2 separate regions of the Homo sapiens genome follow, and region 2 is linked to region 1. Evidence: chromatin contacts called from ENCODE Hi-C or POLR2A ChIA-PET data. All regions are on one chromosome and are shown on one strand. The core of a region is the stretch at or near the end of the contact, and the rest is flanking DNA. Distances in the headings are between cores, read along the strand shown. Region 1 holds the start of ITFG1 (integrin alpha FG-GAP repeat containing 1). Region 2 overlaps ABCC12 (ATP binding cassette subfamily C member 12).

Region 1 (3,343 bases), core at 182-2,681:
GCATGTGAGCACAAAATGCTGAATCCTCCAAGACCCTCCTCCTATGGGGCCATCCTCCAGAGGGTGACACATTCTTGGAGCTCAATTAGCACTCATTGAGACAGACTTTTGGAATTGTTTAATCAAACACAGGCCATCTTTAAAGTCAAGGCTACTCTCTGTATCCAGTTTGGACACAGCAGCAACAGGTTTGGCAGTACACTGCAAAATGAGGAGTCAAAAAGATTGGGAAAATATTCAGGGTTTGTAAGAGGTTCCTGCATCCCCGCAAGGGCTCCAAGAAGTCTGGTTCAGGATCCTGTCAGGCAAGCTCTGAGTAGCTCTTCCTTCCTTCCTTCACAGCATTGATCTTTAAGCAGCACCTGCTTCTGTAGGTACTCAAGAACCCTAAGACCCCCTAATGCCCACTGTCAGCATCAAGATTTACAAAAAAGTTAGTTTAACGATTGTCAAAGCAAAGAATTTCCAAGAACAAGTTAGCAAAGAAAGTAGACATTTGGAACACTAAGGTGATGACCAAGATGAGGAAGGAGTACACGAAAGAACAGGCAGCTCAAGAGAGAAATTTCTGTAGTTTGAGACTGCTTTCCCAAGGAGGCATTGGGTTTATCAGTGGTCCCTGCAAAATGCTTGTGTGAGCTGTTTAGTGTTTAGGCCCTTGGAAGGGTACATTCGCTTCATAGAAAGTTGTGGCCTTGACAAAGAAAGGGGTGGGCGAATTAGGTAGGTGGGGAGGCAAGAAGAAGCCCCCTATGAGAAGAGATTGTCAGGTTGCACCTTTTCATGTTCATCAACGGGGAAGGAAGACTGAAGCAAAATAGAAAGGAATGAGTGGGCCTTGGGAGCGAACGTTGAGGCAAGCTACAAAGATTCCTAGGAATCAGGAAGCACTTTGGAAAACAGGTGATTCCATGGGGAGGAGGGGGTAAGGTGACTGGGTGAGGGCCGCAGACTTCTTAGGAACAAAACTGAGGTGCTGTCAGGGCTTTTGAGGGTAGGTCAAACTGTAGGGTAGCTGGGTCAGAACCTGGGGTTGGAAAGGGTGGTGCAAAAGGACAAGCTGTTAAGAATGCTAAAGGGAAGGCCACAGGGCTGGGAGAGAAGGACCAGGAAATGCAGAAGGACCGGCCATTGGGCAATGGGTTTGGGGAACACCGGGAGAGGCACACGGACAGCGAACAGAGGGAGGGCCCGGCAAGCACTGACTTTCCCGCAGCACGAAGAGATCCGTCTGCTTGTCGGAGTTGAGGTCCCCGAAAGCCGCAAGGGTGCCCCAGGCCTCGGCCCCAAAGAGCTCGGCCGTGACGTTGTGCAGCGCCCGCGCTGGGACCGGCCCGACTCCCAGTAGTGCAAGCCCTGCGAGGAGCGGCGAGAAGAGGGCCCAGGAGCTCGGGAGCCGGCCCGCCGCCGCCATGGCAGCCCCTCAGCCCCCGCCCGCCGGCCCAACGCCGCGCTTGACGACAGCCGCAAAGCACCGCGTTACCGGCCGAGAGAGTGGCGCGCAGCCCCGGGACGCGTAAGAGCCGCTGCCGGCTCCTTTTTCTCTCTCCCACTAGGGCTGCCCTTCCGACGCTAAAAAAGCAGTGGAGCTAGGGTGAAAGCCGCCCTCACGCTCACTTCCGGCAGGCGCGCCTCCCGACAGTGTCGTGCGGGGGGCGTGGCCCGGCATTGCTGACAGGCGGCCCCGGGGGCGGTGGCCAAGGCGGCGACCGGAGCGCGATGGCGGGGGCGGCGGGACTCACGGCAGAAGTGAGCTGGAAGGTCTTGGAGCGAAGAGCTCGGACCAAGCGCTCAGGTTTGGCTGGCTGGGGCGCCGCCCCCCACCCGAGTACCTTGGGTGGTGCTTCGCCTCAAGCGCCTTGGCGGGAGGCAGGTGGGGGCCCTGGGAATGAACCTGTGCCCCGAGTTCCTCCTTAGAAAGCAGGTGGCGGCCCTGGCCTTGTTTCTAATATCTTCCTCCACCTCTAAAAATTAGGTGGCAGAGCCAGCTCCACTCTGCGTGTGCCCCCGACTCTATTCCGCTTGTGAGCCCCACTCGGAAAGTAGGCAGCGGTCCGGACTTCCCTTAGAGTCTTCTAACTTAAAAATCGGGCGGCGGCACATTCCTGGGAAAGGGAATGTGTCTTCCCTGTGAATGTGTCTTTCCTGTGAATGTTCTCTGCAAAAGTCAGATAGCTTAATCAGACCAAGTCAGATGTAACTACGATCTGGCTGCAGAAAGCCGGCGTCTGGGCTCCTTGCTTTATGTCTTATATCCCTTTTACATTCCCCACAGGTTCTAAGCAGTAGACCTGTCATCTATCTAGCAGAAACTGAAGGAGACTGGGCCTCAGATATTGAAGAGTATAGTTAGGGCCCAGAAAGAAAAGGGCTTCTTAAGTGGCCCCAGGTTGTGTGGTTTCCAAACCCGAAAGCATAGAGGTCAGAAGGTGCCTTGCAGGCAGTTTTAACAGTTCCAAGTGTCCCGAACTGACTTGTTCAAATTGCAACGTCATGACTTGTGGCGTTATTAAAACTTCCTGTATTCCTGGTTGGCTGGATATAATCTTGAACAAAAGGCATGCACTTAAACAGGAAAGGTGAAAGGCGGAATGCAGGTTTTCAGCTAAGGAGCTTCCCTTTTAAAGAATTGATGAAGTGTCATTATTGGGGGTGGGTGTGAAAGGTGTTAGCTAGGAAAATTAACTTTGCACTTGCATTGATATTAAGAAATTATTTTCGGACGGGCGCGGTGGCTCACGCCTGTAATCCCAGCACTTTGGGAGGCCGAGGCGGGCGGATCACCTGAGGTCAGGAGTTCGAGACCAGCCTGGCCAACCTGGTAAAACCCCATCTCTACTAAAAATACAAAAATTACCTGGGCGTGGTGGCGGGCGCCTGTAACCCCAGCTACTCGGGAGTCTGAGGCAGAAGAATTGCTTGAACCTGGGAGGCGGAGGCTGCAGTGAGTGGAGGTCGCACCACTGCACTCCAGCGTGGGCGACAGAGTGAGACTCCGTCTCAAAAAAAAAAAAAATTATTTTCTCACCTAATATGTTCTCCTTACGTTTTGGGCTTTTCCTATTTATGAAGTTCTTAGTTGTCTGTTGTGCACACTGACTTTTTTTTTTTTTTTTTTGGAGAAAGTAAATCTAATTTCTGAAAATCTAATTTCAGAAATCATACACCGAACACTCTGTTTTTTTATACCTTACAAAAAGTTCAGCTTTATATACTTAGGGTTATAGTAAAATTACCATCTATGAAGTATGAGATAATTTTTTCAAAAAGTAGTCCTTAGTACTACTAAGAATCAATAAAGTGACTTGGAATAGTCACATGTATTTGTTTCACACTTTTTCTT
Region 2 (3,366 bases), core at 200-2,699, 660 kb after region 1:
TTCTGCAGCTGCATCTGGAACAACAAGACGGGAGAAGCTTCAGGAGCCAAGCCTTGAGAACTTTTCCTCAAATGCCCATTGCACCCTGGCACCCACATATTCCACAAGCATTGGTTATGAAGGCACAAAAGCGTTGACAGGACATCTTGTCCATGCACCAGAAAGCCCAACCATGCAGATGCAGAATCTCAGAGTCAAACACCTGCACAGGGCCAGGCAGGGAATGCTTGAAAAGAGGCAGTGGTAAGCTCTGCTACAAATGGGAGAGCTTGGACTGCAGGGCTGCTCCCAGTGCACATGGCACCTGGGCCCAACTACAACAGGATGTTCTCTGAACAGACTCTTCACAAGAGGCTCCCCTTCCTCCAGGTGCACTGGCTGGATCCAACCCTGCTCAGCCAGGCCCTGGGAGCAGGGCACCACCTGCACGGCTGTGGGTGTTGGCCTTGGCACACCCCATCTTCAGGAAGCAGCCTTGACTCAGTTGCATCTTTGGTGCCATGCAAGGATGCAGGCCTGATGGAGCAGGATTTTCTAATTTGTCCAGAGGAGTCAAAGATCCAGTTTTATATGACATCTTTGGACTTTTAAAGCATTCAGCAATCAATTAAAACTATGCATGGGCTCCAGTTTGTGACCCTGAGTACATATGTTCATTTAAGATGACCCCTCATCGTGGGCATCCAATAGACAATGGTAGACAGCGGGGATGCAACGTTCAAAGTTATCAACAGAGGGTACATGTGGGGCAGGCCACAGTGCTCAGGGCTGATGCTCACGGGGCAGTGGCAGTGGGTCCAGGGGCAAAGAAGGAGAGTCACCAAGGCGGCCGAAGGATGTGATGCCACTTCACCTCAGGAGTTGTGCAATGGACAGAGAATTCAATTTGGAGAAGAGACCATGATAATAACAATAATAATTGTAGTATTTTTAATGTGTAGGGTATATTCCGTGAACTGAATTAAATGTATGTTCAATGTTTTTCACCATGACTGGCCTTGCAAATTATCCTATAGCCAACTATTGCTTACATGATCTCATTCAAACCTCACCACAACTCTCCTTAGTCCCATTTTACAGACAAGGAAACCAAGTGGTTTCATGAGGCTCAGAGAGGTTAAGTTACCTGCCCAAGGCTAAATAGTGAGCATGTGGCAGAAACAGCTGGGGAACCCAGGCTGTCCAGAGTGCCCCCCTGCTTCCCCAGTGACCACAGCCAGGGGCCTGATCCCACCACTGTCTCATGGGAGATAGACTTAATGTTATCTCAAAATTTCCAAAGGACAGAAATTAAAAGGAGGCAAATTTCACTCCAATATACATCAAAACTCTCCAAAGAAGGAACTGGCTGTGACATGATGAGCTTCCCATCACTGGAGCTATCCGAGCAGTTGGGCCATCTCTTATGCAGTAGGATGCTATTAAGAGTATTCACATCATTATGTGGGGAATTGAGCTGAGTCACCTCTATGGCTCACGCTGACTCATCATGGAGGCACACACTCTCAGAGCGTGGGTGACCTCAGGAACTCATCCAATTCAGCCCCCACCTCCACCTCCAGGCAGGGAAGGAGTTGTCATTCTTTCTATAGATGAGTCAACTGAGGCCAAAAGAAGTCACTCATATTAAAACTCATAAGACACATCCCCCCACCACCCTATTCTGGAGTCCCCACTTCTTCAGAAGTACCCCGACCTCTTCCTGAAAGAGGCAATCCCAGCTGCACAAACTTCTCTTTAGCAACAGCAGAGTGGGGAGAAAGAGGACTTAGCATTTTTTTTCCACAAAGCTTCTCATTCATGTGGGATGTGACTTAGAAACCGTGGCAACATAGAGGTTTGTGAAAACTACAAATGGCTTAGCCATTTTCCCTGGGGTCACCCAACTAGAAGGAGCAGGGAAGGGACAATGACCCAAGTCCCCTCCCTCTTCCTACCCCAAGGTTTGCAGAGAAGGTGGGGGCATGAGCTGCTTTAGTTCAGGCATAAAATACATCTATAGTCACCATGAGCTCCAGACTCCAAAGTCCTTCCACACCAAGCTGCCTTGCTGGCATTTCTAAATCAGGGCAGCCCAACTCATGGGGATAACCATGGGTTTAAGGACCCATCTCTCCTTTGACCAAGATGGAGCTTTAGGCAAGGAGGCAATGCCATTCAATAGACCTCCTCATTGGCAAACTCAAGAGTTTGTGAAAAACTCAGCCTCATCTGGCCCAGGGGCCTGGAGCTGCTGCGTGCATTAACCTCCCAAAAATTATTGTGAACCACATGCACAGTGTCCAGTGCAGCCGAGGCCATCTGCTGGGTCCACGCCTGACCGGAAGGGAGCCATTTCATTGTCATGTTAATGTTCCATCTTCACAGCACTCATCACACAGCTTACCTGTCCTAGGAGAGCTGCAAGGAGGGAGCTCTTTCCACTTCCCACATTCCCACATATTCCCAAGATCTTCCCCTGCCAGAGAAACAGAGATGGGACACAGTCACTCTCTCCCACTTCTTAGAGGGTCTGGCCCAAAGGTGCCACTCCCAAACTATGCTGGTCAGGCCAGGCGGAGAACAAGGGGTCACTGCAGGCTCTGGGGCATGGCAGCTGCAGCCACACCACCCTGGCCCACATAAACAGCCTGGGAGGATGCAGGAATGTAAGTCTTAATTAAGTGCTTTCCCTTGTGTGGCATAGCCAAGCACCCACAGGGCTTCTAGAAATCACGTAAGATCACTGGTGTGAAACAGCCTTGTGCTGGTCTGGGAGACACAGGCCTTGAACAGGAAGGCTATTCTGTGCCCAGACTCCAGAAAAGCAAATCTAATGGGATGCAAAAGGCTGTACAACCCAGGGGGACTAGGGTAGCTTTTGAAGTATGGACATCTAGGGGCTTTTCAAAAATCTGGAATTACTGAGAAGTTACACTATTCTAACATTCTACAGCTCCAGATTTATTAATTCAACCAACAAATCATTATCAGAGCCTGCTATGTGCCAAGCACTGTTCCAACCACCAGCAAGAACAGCAATGAACACAACAGGCAATGGCCTGAGTCTACCCTCATAGAACTTACCTTGTAGTCAGGGGAAGATGGACAGGAAGCAAGACAAGCAAATGAAATGTGGGGCAGGCACATCTATGCTTGCCATGGAGAAAAATAAAGCAGGGAAGAGACAGGGAAGGGACAGGGAGTGGGCTAGAGGCTTGGGGGTACAAGGAAAGCCTTACTGGAAAGGTAGATGTCTTAGCTTGAGTTTTCCCAGAAACAGACCTTGAATCAAGGATTTGAATGAAAGTCACACTCACATTTGGAAGGTGCAGGAAATTCCAGTAGGGAAGAGGAGAAGTGATACAGGAAAGGGAAGGTGGCCCA

The links. Hi-C counts contacts between places; a loop is a spot of excess contacts on that map. ChIA-PET counts read pairs that join two places held with the same protein, here RNA polymerase II (POLR2A). Pooled maps may share reads with other maps.
Region 2: a map of chondrocyte shows a loop between it and region 1 (7-fold over the local background). The contact joins the enhancer-like site here to the promoter of ITFG1 in region 1. A Hi-C loop is called at or near these places in 1 of 168 maps with a recorded cell type or tissue (chondrocyte) and 5 of 50 pooled maps. POLR2A ChIA-PET finds 5 or more read pairs at or near these places in 3 of 52 experiments (A549, OCI-LY7 and PC-9).

What each region holds. Positions count from the first base shown.
Region 1 is chr16:47,459,632-47,462,974 of GRCh38, forward strand. It overlaps ITFG1 (integrin alpha FG-GAP repeat containing 1), which reads right to left and starts at 1,432. Exons shown (of 18, transcript NM_030790.5): 1 at 1,207-1,432. The coding sequence starts at 1,414. It overlaps PHKB (phosphorylase kinase regulatory subunit beta), which reads left to right and starts at 1,700. Exons shown (of 31, transcript NM_000293.3): 1 at 1,700-1,795. The coding sequence starts at 1,720. RefSeq lists a silencer at 1,341-1,810.
Region 2 is chr16:48,121,827-48,125,192 of GRCh38, forward strand. It overlaps ABCC12 (ATP binding cassette subfamily C member 12), which reads right to left. Exons shown (of 31, transcript NM_001393797.1): 12 at 2,387-2,458; 13 at 1-14. Among named protein-coding and RNA genes, the nearest start is that of ABCC12, 32 kb to the right of the region's middle. RefSeq lists enhancers at 1,155-2,354, 1,561-1,680. Within about 2 kb of position 1,450, at least 4 of the 41 ENCODE cell types and tissues checked have a DNase peak (open chromatin) inside an H3K27ac peak, as active enhancers do; they include PC-9, where a contact is called at or near this core.